Regions from separate parts of the Homo sapiens genome. Here region 2 is linked to region 1. Evidence: chromatin contacts called from ENCODE POLR2A ChIA-PET data. All regions are on one chromosome and are shown on one strand. Each heading gives the region's core, a stretch centred on a gene start or an enhancer-like site at or near the end of the contact. The rest is flanking DNA. Distances are from core to core; before and after follow the strand shown. Region 1 has its middle 46 kb from the start of PARVA. Region 2 overlaps PARVA (parvin alpha).

What was found. ChIA-PET counts read pairs that join two places held with the same protein, here RNA polymerase II (POLR2A).
Region 2: POLR2A ChIA-PET joins it to region 1 with 12 read pairs in activated T-cell. The contact joins two enhancer-like sites. POLR2A ChIA-PET finds 5 or more read pairs at or near these places in 2 of 52 experiments (BJ and activated T-cell).

Annotation. Positions count from the first base shown.
Region 1 is chr11:12,328,490-12,333,737 of GRCh38, forward strand. It overlaps a transcript of MICAL2 not described here. Among named protein-coding and RNA genes, the nearest start is that of PARVA, 46 kb to the right of the region's middle. RefSeq lists an enhancer at 1,981-2,482. Within about 2 kb of position 2,067, at least 3 of the 41 ENCODE cell types and tissues checked have a DNase peak (open chromatin) inside an H3K27ac peak, as active enhancers do.
Region 2 is chr11:12,456,183-12,461,430 of GRCh38, forward strand. The region is part of intron 1 of PARVA (parvin alpha); the gene reads left to right. Among named protein-coding and RNA genes, the nearest start is that of PARVA, 81 kb to the left of the region's middle. Within about 2 kb of position 2,105, at least 2 of the 41 ENCODE cell types and tissues checked have a DNase peak (open chromatin) inside an H3K27ac peak, as active enhancers do.

The DNA.
Region 1 (5,248 bases), core at 817-3,316:
TCAAATGTGGAAAGACATGAAATATCTTCACAAATGAGCTAGTGAAGGGTTTTCAGGTAAGGAGTGGCTTAAAGAAACCTACATTTTCGGAAATCTTCCAGTAGGGGTGTGGCTCATGAATTGGGGGGCCCTAAGAGTTTGTTGGGGGTATTGTCTCTTTAGTTTTATAATGTGATGTCTTCAGCCTTCAGCATTTGAGATATAAAAGGTGAAAAACTGAGCACTGAAATAATGTGCAATAATATAAACAACAGGTTACTTGTTACTTAACAAGTGAAACATTAGGATTTCAATTCTTTAAGAGTCCAGTTACATGAGAGCGATGAAACTAGCAGGTGCAGACCCAGATTTCCTGAGGCCTGGAGTTCATGCAAAGTCATGCATGTAAAATTGTGAGGGCTGCTTCCAGAACCTTGCAAGGACCCATCCAAGTAAGGGGTCCTGAGGTTTCAGTTTCATTAACTGCATGGTTAATTTAGCAACTAGATTTCAGGGAAATGCTAGAGTCAGACTTTACCTCTTCTGTGCTTCAGTTTTCTTGTTGGTAAATTGGGAGTGCTAATAATACTTGTTACTTGTATTTGTGGTGAGGATTAGCTAAAATAATTTATGTAATATCCATAGCCAGTGCCTGGCATGGAGCAGATGATTAATCAATACCTGTTTGTTTTTTTTACTACAATGCACTGGATTTCCTTGCAAAGATGACCCAAATTTGCTCATTAGAAATAGGCTTATTACAAATATAAAGAGTTTCTTGCTGCCTGGACTGAGAGTCACTGTCCATCTCTACAGCTGCTGTGGGACTTTTGGTAGAATGAACTGCCCTTGTTTGGTGCTTGGTCATATTCCCAGTCCAGAAGGCTCTGGTCCTTGTCTTTGACAATCTGCTGATCTCAGTGAGAGCATTAGAAAAGAAGAGGAAAAACCAGAAAAGCCAGGGCGTGCTTCAGTTTGCCGCCAGCAACACAGGCCAAGAGGTGGCATGGTGGGAAGTGGGGAGCTGTGGGCGCCAATAAGCCAATAAGCCCTGTGTTCAAATTCTATTCCACTCCGCTTAGGCTGAATAGTCCTGGGAAAATCACTTAACCTCTCTGGTCCTAGATTTTTTATCTGAAAAGTGAAGATAATAATCCCCATATTATCAGGTCATTTTGAGAATTAGAAGTGTTGATAGGCAAAGTCTCTACCGGAGTATTGCCTAGGTTGTAGGCATTTAGTAAACACTACTCATATCATTTTACAAAATATTACTAAGTATCCACACACATCTTCTTTTAAAGAATTTGTCTAATTTTTACTGCTTGAAATTTAAATGATAGAAACCAAAATTGTAAAGCATCTTCTGAAAATCTTCCTCATCCCCAAATATGAAAAAAAAAAAAAAAAAAAAAGAAAAGAGAGAGCTAGTTTGAGTTATAGCAAAAGAAATCTGGCCAGCTTGTGATGTTTCGGAGGTGTGCCAAGCCAGACAGAAGATGGATTCCATTCATTCCCTTTATATCCTTGGTAATTTAATTCCCCTGTTAAGTTTATGGGCCTTTTTCCCATGATTGTCCTTGTGTGGGTGACAGATGCAGATCAACAAGGGGCTGGAGACTAAAAGAGTCAAGACGGGAGAGTGGCCTCAAAAGCAACCAAATGGAAGTTTTGCAGACCAGCCACCAAAATTAATATACTCTAACTTGTAATAACATTTGTGCAATAATAATATTCCTTGGTGGTTTAATATTCTATTCAGTCCCTTTAAGAGATTGCCCTGTTGCTTAATGAATGACCAACGCTTATTAGGTTAAGTTGTATTTGAGCTGGCCTGTGCTGCTCCGGTTCAAGTGATTTAATGGGAATTATTTAATAGGTATTATTAGGATAATTAGAAAATGATCACAGTTAGGCAATAATATTGAGCTATAAAGGTTGTGAATAACCAAATTTAGAGACAGACCTGAAAACATGAGTAGTCTGCGACAGTTATGCAAGGCTCCTCTGATAATTATGTAGGCAGCCTGAAAGGGGCTTTTGTTCTGGGAGTTATTCATTAGGCGGGCATTGAATTAGAGGAACATGCGGGGGTGCGGGATGGAGGGCAATGATGGCTGATGAGCAAAATGAGGCTTTGATGAGCTCCTCATTGTCGTGACAACAATTCCTGCTTTCTTTTTTTACAGCAGTCAGAAATAAGCTCTCCCGCCCCCGGGAAGGGTTTTTCCCCATTTTGTCAAGGAAAGGGAAACAAAGGAAAACAAAAATCTAATAATCCACCCCAGATGACAAATCATTATGTTTTGCAGGACGTGGAGAGAGAGAGAGAGAGACAGAGAGAGAGAGAGAGGGAGAGACAGACAGAGAGAGAGAGAGACAGAGAGAGGGGTAGAGAGAGAGAGAGAGAGAGACAGAGAGAGAGAGAGAGAGTGTGTGTGTGTGTGTGTGTGTGTGTGTGTGTCTGTATGTGTGTGTCTGTGTGTGTGATGTCTTTGACAGAGGTAAGAGAGTCCCCTCTTGGTCCTAGCTGCCCAGGTGAAGGACCAGGATATGCAGTAACCTGATTCCTGGGGGCCCTACCACCTTCTGGAAAGAGGCCAAGCCCAGCTCTGCAGCCACTTAGACTCTTATTGGTTGAGGCACTGTTACCTACTGGCTTGTTGCTTGTCAATATGATGATCAGTGTTACATACTAGGGGCATGGAATACCCCAGTCTAGCAAGAGACCACCATTCAAATTTAAATGGTCTGGATAACACAATCTGGGCTTTCTTTCAATACCTGGAATCTGATGAAAACTGAGTAACTTCGAAAGAGAAAGGATTTCTCCCCAGGGGAGGTCGATGAGAATAATTATTCCCTTATAGCTTTACCAGCTTTGGGGAAGATTTACCAGCTAGTTGTCTGCATGGAGCTTCTTGCCTTTTTTGGAGCCAGATGGTTTCTTCTTCCCGGAGATTGAGGGGTTTACCAAGAAAAATTAGGATGCACAAAGTGCCAGCAGGTGGCAGCAGGAGCACACATTATGTGAGAAATGCTAGCGAAAGCCTCTCCAGGACCGGGGAGGTAGCTGAGCTTACACTCCATGGTTTTCACTGCTGCTGAGGACCCGAGGAATAAAAATTCCTGGATAATGTACAGTGAGGTGTCCTGGACAGAGCACAGGCATTAGAATCAGACACTCCTGAGTTTGAATCCCAATGTAGTCCTTATACAATTATTTACTTTTCTGCGAAATTTTCTCATCTGTAAAATTGAATGAATAATACCAACCTCACAGAGGTGGTATGAAGAAAAGATGAAGTGAAATAATGTTAGTAAAGCACCCACAAAAGGGCCTGAAATAAAATAGGTATCCAAAAATATTCCTTCTCTTTTCTTTTATGTCCCTATTATTATAAAACACAGCTGGATGGTCAATGACTTCTCAAATTGTATTTATTTGTTTGTTCATCCATTCACATTCATTTGTAACTATACTCCCTACAAGAGATTTAAGCCGGTTTCTCTAAATATTTGTAATACATGAATTTTGCATGCCTGATCCAAACAAGGATCTCAATGAGGACTCATTGTTATCACTCCCACACCCCCGCCACCACCGCCCCCAAAAAACAGTAATGCAATAAAAGCTGTTCAACAAAGATAGCAGACTATGGGTTTTGAGGCATGCCTCTCTGACACTCTGCCACAATTTGGGAATGGGTTTTAGGAAATAGATATTCTTTAGGTTTCCTTCCATAACTATTTGTTCTCAAAAGGTACTTGAAGGCAGTGAGTTAAAGGTTGTACCCTTTCATCCATCATTAGACATGGCTGGTTGCTGTGCATTCATAAGTCAGCAGAGCAGGGGAAGGGTTGAGATCTTCTGTGATTCTAAAGGAGTCTCTCTAAATACAGGTAGCCATGAACACAGAAACACAGATAATATTATTTTGTCACATAATATAATGGGATATTGTCAGAAAAGGACACCAACCTTATAGATAATGGTCAGGAGTAATAAGACTTCAAAGTGGATGATTAAGCATGCAAGGAACTTGGGTTGTTTGCCACAACTATGTAGGTGCAAAAAGTAAACAACAAAAGTCAGTACATCAGAGCAAGAGAGTTTATTATTCACAGCATAGCAAACAGCAGGAACATCAGCTCGGTAGCCCAAGTTGCCCTGTTCCCAAGTCCCATGGTGTGACATGATGAGCCCAGATGGCACCTGTGCGTGCAGTGAGTTGTCCCATAGCTAGGGAGCCCCAGGAAAAGGACTCAGCAGCTTTTATAGCAAGCAGTAAATGAGCCAATTCCCCTTTCCCAGGAAGCAAGTAGTTGTGCAGTAGTCACACAGTAGTATCCTGACCCCCTTCTTGGAATTCTCTACCTGACTAGTTAGAGGAATGGCTAAGGTTCAGAGGATGGTAGGGCCTTGCAGTTTGGCTCACTCAGCAAAGATGTACAGGGACACTCCTAGTCTATGGAAGACTGGCTCACTCAACAAATACCGACAGTCCGCTTGCTGTATATTCACCTCTGTTTCCAGCTTCACTGGCCACTCTGTAGGAAGTCCATGGCCTCATTGCAAGCCAAATATTGAACAAACGTATTAATGAGAGACTAAAGCTGACCCTTGCAAGTTGTTTTTTAAAAATAAGACAGAAGACAGAAATAAAGAAGAAATGGAAAGGGCAGATGCAACCACAGATACAGCAAAGATTCAAAAAGATAAAAGAATATAACAAACACTTAATCCCGTTAGTTTTTAAATCTGGCAATCTAAGGGTGATTTTACAACTACCATATTGAAAAATTAAAGAGGAAAATCTTATGGTCTTTTCAATAGAAGAAGGAAAATCATTTGACACAATTTAACATCCATTTGCTAAAAACTTTTAGCAAAAAAAAAAAGCAATAGAACAGAATAGAACTTTCTTAATTGAAACATATTTTCCAAAACCATGCGGCAAACATCACTGTTAAATAGAAGCATTTCTTTAAAAATCAGTAATAAAATAATGTTGCCTACTCTTAAGTCTTCTATTTAACTTTGTGCAGGAGATCCCAACCAGTGTGGTAAGACAAGGCAGAGAAAGGCAAGAGGTTTGGAAAGAAAGAAAAAAAATTTTGTTGTTTCCAGATGCTAGGATTGTCTATATGACAAAAACCCCAAAATGTACAAGTAAACTATTAAACATAATATGGACCTAAATAACAGTGACTGGATATAAGCTCAAACTAGAAAAATTAATTGCATTTCAATATCTCAGCATGAAAC
Region 2 (5,248 bases), core at 855-3,354, 130 kb after region 1:
TGTACTGAGAAAAGGCAGGGAAAGGGTAAACCAAGAGTTAGAGGATGCTTACGAAGGCATGCACTACTGTGCTGGGCATTTCGTATGTGCCATGTCATCTACGCTTCATTATAAACCTGTGAGCTAAGTATCATGATTCCCACTTTAGAGGGGGAACAAGTTAAGTAATAGTCAGAGCTGGGATTAATCCAAGATCTACCTTTCTACAGAGCCCAGGCTAATTCAAACTGTATCATCAGGGTAGTGTACATCCTATGAAGACTTCTGCTTGAATGGATCCATTAGGGAACCTGTTCCCAGCCATCCTACAGACTTGCAAAACTCTGCTTGTATCTTGTGGCTCCCCATTGCTTTCAGGATTAAACTCATACTTGGTATGTTCTGGCTTGTATGGCCCTGACTTAACTCTCTAAGGGCACTCCACAGTTCCATTACCCTCCAGCAAACCTTCCCAAAAATGTTCCCTGTTCTCATGTCTCCAGCCCTTTTGTATGTCTTGTTCCCTCTTCACCTGGTGAACTCCTAATCCCCTTTAAGAAGCAACTGAAGCATGTCCTCCCTCTTGAGGCCCTCCCTGATTTCCACTTTCAGATGACTTAAGTGATATCCCCAGGCTCCCATAGAGTACTATGCTGTACTCTGGGGCTGGTTCTTACTCATCCCTTTTACCCCAGGACACAGCACAGGGCCTGACCTGGGAACATTGGTCAGCAATGCTGTCAAATGCACATTTAAATGAATGAGTCTGTACCAGCTACCCCACACTTGCTCACATGGGTAAAATGTTATCTTCTTTGAAATGGTTTTTATAGTTTCTTATGGCCTTTGCCACTCTATGCTTATATTGTGCGTGTTTATTTTTGTGTACGAGCTAAATTATGCCTAGAAGATGCAACTGGAATGAGGCTCTCATCACATTGCCTTGCCCACAGTCAAGACTGAATAATTATCCATTGAATCGAATCAAATGGAAGGTTGTACAAAAGGAAGCTATAGTGGAAGTGTCAGGCATGCAATCAGCAGAACGTCAGACAGGCAGTTAAAGCATCTTCGATTTACTACAATTTCTTTTAATAGGTTCTCTGTACAGATTTGCTGTCAACATGAATTGTTGGTTTAGGAAAAAAAAATCAGGGTGCTGCAATGGGTCTGTGCTGCACAGTGACTGGCAATGTTTTGCTGTTTCCAATGCAGTAGTCCATGGATTTCCAGTTGCTGACAGGGCTTAGTCATTCATGCTAAAGAGGCCTAAGTTATAAGCAAAAATGCTTCACAGTCAGTGTCCTGAACCCCTCCTCTCAGAACCAGCACTTGCTCACCCTCTCTGCTTCCTCCATTGCTGCCTCAGTTCCTCAGCCTTCCCCATTCCAGCTTCTTTTCTTAAAGCCCAGACCCTCTGATGATTAACGTCCTGGCTCTGGTGTAGAAGGGAGAGCTGTGTATTTGGGCTGGAAGGGGAAGACTGCTCAGGGCCAGCATCAACAGACCACTCATCCATTCAGTAAATATGTATTTAGCATGTGTTGTGTGTCAGGTCCTGGCAGGACAGTGGTGCACAAAGCCTCAGTCCTCTTGGACCACTCAAAATAGTGGGGGGAGACAGGTTGTCCTTCAGATATGCACAATTGCAAACTGTGGTGAGTGAGATAGAAGAGTAGAGATCTGTCCACAAAAGGGTCTGGCACTGCCTTTGCCATGAAGCCCTCCCTGGTCCCCCCTGGCAGTGTGAGGCTCACCTAGGGGTGCTCCTTCACCACTGGAGCTAGACCAGAGTCGGCCCTCAGCCCACTGAGACTGGGGTCATGTGTGACTGTGAGCTCCTGGGGCCAGGGTTCATTCTTTCCTAGAATAGTGTGTGGCATACAGTAGGTACTCAATCATTCTGTAAGACTGGGAGGAAAGGAATGAGTACATTTTCCAAGTCCCCATTCCATCAGATGAAGGGGTCACTGGCTTTCCCCAGTGCTGTGATCACGATTGTATTAACATGACGCACAAGCTCCAAAACTTCAGCCCCGTTCCCAGGAAGGTGTCTCTTCCCAGAAGAGTCGTAAAGCATGAAATAATGAATGGACAGTCCTCGGCGCAGGGCCTGGCCCCAGGAGTTTTCTCAGGACAGTGTCATACCCTACTGAGAGTGAGCTGCCCAGCCAGCATGGCCTGCATTTTCTCAGACCAGACCTGAGCCAGGCTAGGGACAGGACTGACATCCTGATCATCTCAGCAGCATGGGCTTGCCATAGAGTTGGGACTGAGGAAATGCTGTTTTTGCATGGCATTGGCCTAGTGTCATATATGAGGAACAGGATTCTGCAACCTGCTCATTCTTGGTTGCTTCTTCCTTGGAGGAAAAGAGCATGTTCTGTTCCCGGATTTGCTCCTAAAAATATACTAACTCCCCACCAGTTTCCTGTGATTTCTCTCCTGGGGAAAGGGGAGAAAGACTCTGGCCCCCAGTTCTCTGGGTGGGCACAGCAGATGCTTGTGCACCCCACATCCTACCCCCTCTGTGGCAGCCCAGGGTGGCAGCTTCTCACACCTCCCCTTTTCTGTCTCAAGGCTTTGGCTTCTGAAGCCCCCTCAGCCTGCACTCTGCACAGCCTGGAAGTGTGGAGAGAGAGAACTCCCTGGGGGTAACCTCAACTAGTGGGAAAGTCGCCTTGAGACACTTTCTGCAGTTTCTCAGAGAGCCCCAGTAGGGATTAAGCCCCAGTTACCCCCACATGACCAGCTCAGAAACTCACCTTTATTGTCTCTTCTTGGGTCTGTCATACTTTCTTTGTTCTTCTTTCCTTTCCTGGGATTTCTTTCCTGCTTTCAAGCAACTCCAAACTAAGACATTGGAGAAAGGAGACAACTCACTGTTAGGATCATCCTGTTAGGGATCTTTTCAGGGAAGTCCCTGAAGTTTTCCGGATGTTGGCTTCCTTACCCATGAAAGAGAAAGGATATAGCCTGTGCCAGCTGGGCATGGTGGCTTGAGCCTGTAATCCCAGCATTTTTGGGCCCAGGGGTTCGAGACCAGCCTGGGCAACATGGTGAAACCCTGTCTCCACAACAAAAAATACAAAAATTAGCTGGGCATGGTGGAATATGCCTATAGTCCCAGCTACTCAGGAGGTTAAGGTGGGAAGATCACTTAAGCCCAGGAGGTCAAGGCTGCAGTGAGCTGTGATCATATTACTGCACGCCAGCTTGGGTAACAGAGAGAGACCCTGTCTCAAAAAAAAAAGAAAAAGAGAAGAAAGAAAAAAGAAGAAGAAAGAAAATAGCGTGTGCCCTAACTCTCATATAGAACTGTGCACGAGTTCCCAGAGGCCCCACATTCCTTGCTGGTCTGCCTGTGAGCACCCACTCACCCTTCATAGCTGGGAAATGACCCAACTGTCCCCTTCCAAAAACTGGAAACTACCTAAACGTTCAACAGTTACGGAATGGTTATGTACGGTGTGTACCTTCAATACAGATTGAGAAGCCACTTAAAGTGATATTTTTATGGCATATAGAAATATAACAAGATTATATGACATGAAAAAAGCAGGCTATAGAACCCAGTATGTTTTGAAACTATATATAAAACATAGACACACTTGTGAGAAAATATAACATGTAACAGAGTTTAAGCAGTAGGATTATTTTCTCTTTTTAAAAATATTTTCCAAGTTATCTTAAAGAGCATGTTTTTCTTTTATAGTCAGAAAAAAAATCAACCATTATTTAAAACAAACAAAAACACTGCTCAAATATCACCTCCTTTTTAATCTGTCCTTGCAGGGGCTGAGCCTCCATAGAATGACCAGGCAACCCCTAGGGCTTAGCTTATGCAAGATTATTCTCCATTAAATTTTCTCCTGGCTTTACGTGGGAATGCAGAAGTGACTGTGTTCCCATGCCTTCACAACAAATGTGGTTTGCAAAAATGGTGTGATATGTATTTTCAGGCCTTTTTTAGAGATATGCATTGTGTTTGGGGAGCACTTCCTCTGCCTAACCTAATGGACGAAACATTTTCGTATAGAAAGCAAATGTTGCTACATAAAACTGGGACAACATATAGCATAGTGTTAAGGATGTGAGAGCTCTGCAGCCAGCTGGCTCAGGATCAAACCTTGGCTCCACTTTCTAGCTGTGTGGCCTTGTTCAGATTATATAACCTCTCTGGGCCTCATTTTCCTCATCTGTAAAATGAGGATAATAATAGTACCTACTCATTGGATTGTTGCAAAGATTATATGAGTTAATACATGTAAAAAACCAAGTGTTATATCGATGCACCTGATACAAGGGACATACAATGTGTGTGCCCTCACCATCATCATCATCGATGACAGGAGAGAGTTTCCACAAACAGTGCTCTTCAGGGTAAACCACCGACTCTTCAGACAAACCCAGAATTAACTCACCAGCAAATCGATCCAACCAGAACACAGCATGTCTGTTTGCTTACTAGCCCCACTGAGAGCTGTTTCCAAGGTTACCTCTTAGGAATTCAGTGGACTAGTAGTTGATGTGGCACTTTTTAAGCAGCACTGAGCCACTGCAAAAATAAATGACTGGCTGTTCAGGATTCATAAATAAGAAGGATATAGACATGAAGGTCAAAGAGCCACAGAGAATGAGATGAAGAGAGGAAACTTAACTCAGGTGATGCATGAAGACGAAGGCCAGTGAGATGACAAGGCTTCACCAGGTGCCTTTGCTTAGGGTTCTGCTGACAGCCTGTGGCTCCAAAACGCTCATCTATTGCTGCCTCAACCCTGGAAGAGTACGCTGCTCTCAGGACTTGGTTCAGGACTGTGTGAGGGCCCTCATATTGCATTGCAGTTTGCGGGATGCAGCGTCCCCCCCTCTCACATTAAAACATCCTCCAGGTACTTAATAAGTGCTTATCAGGTACCTGGCACTGTGCTGGGCTCCGAGGGCCAACAAGGTGGCTGCCCTTTAGGAACCAACTAGCTCTGGAAGGCAGGTCCTTGTCTTTGTATTCATAGCTCCTGACCCATCTCCTAGCACCAGAGATGCCCATACATGCTTATGAATCTGTGAGATAAGTAATGCCAGCTCCACCCTGGCTGTCCTTGGTTTAGGTGGCTTATTGTATCTACATTTCCTATGTAATTAGCCAGCTTACCAGGTCAAGTTCTATGTTCTCCCCAAGGCCGTTACAAATGCTCAGGGCATGTGGACACACACAGATGCACACCCACGCACAAAGGCATGGCACTTCTTCTCTAAGTAGGAGCAGACT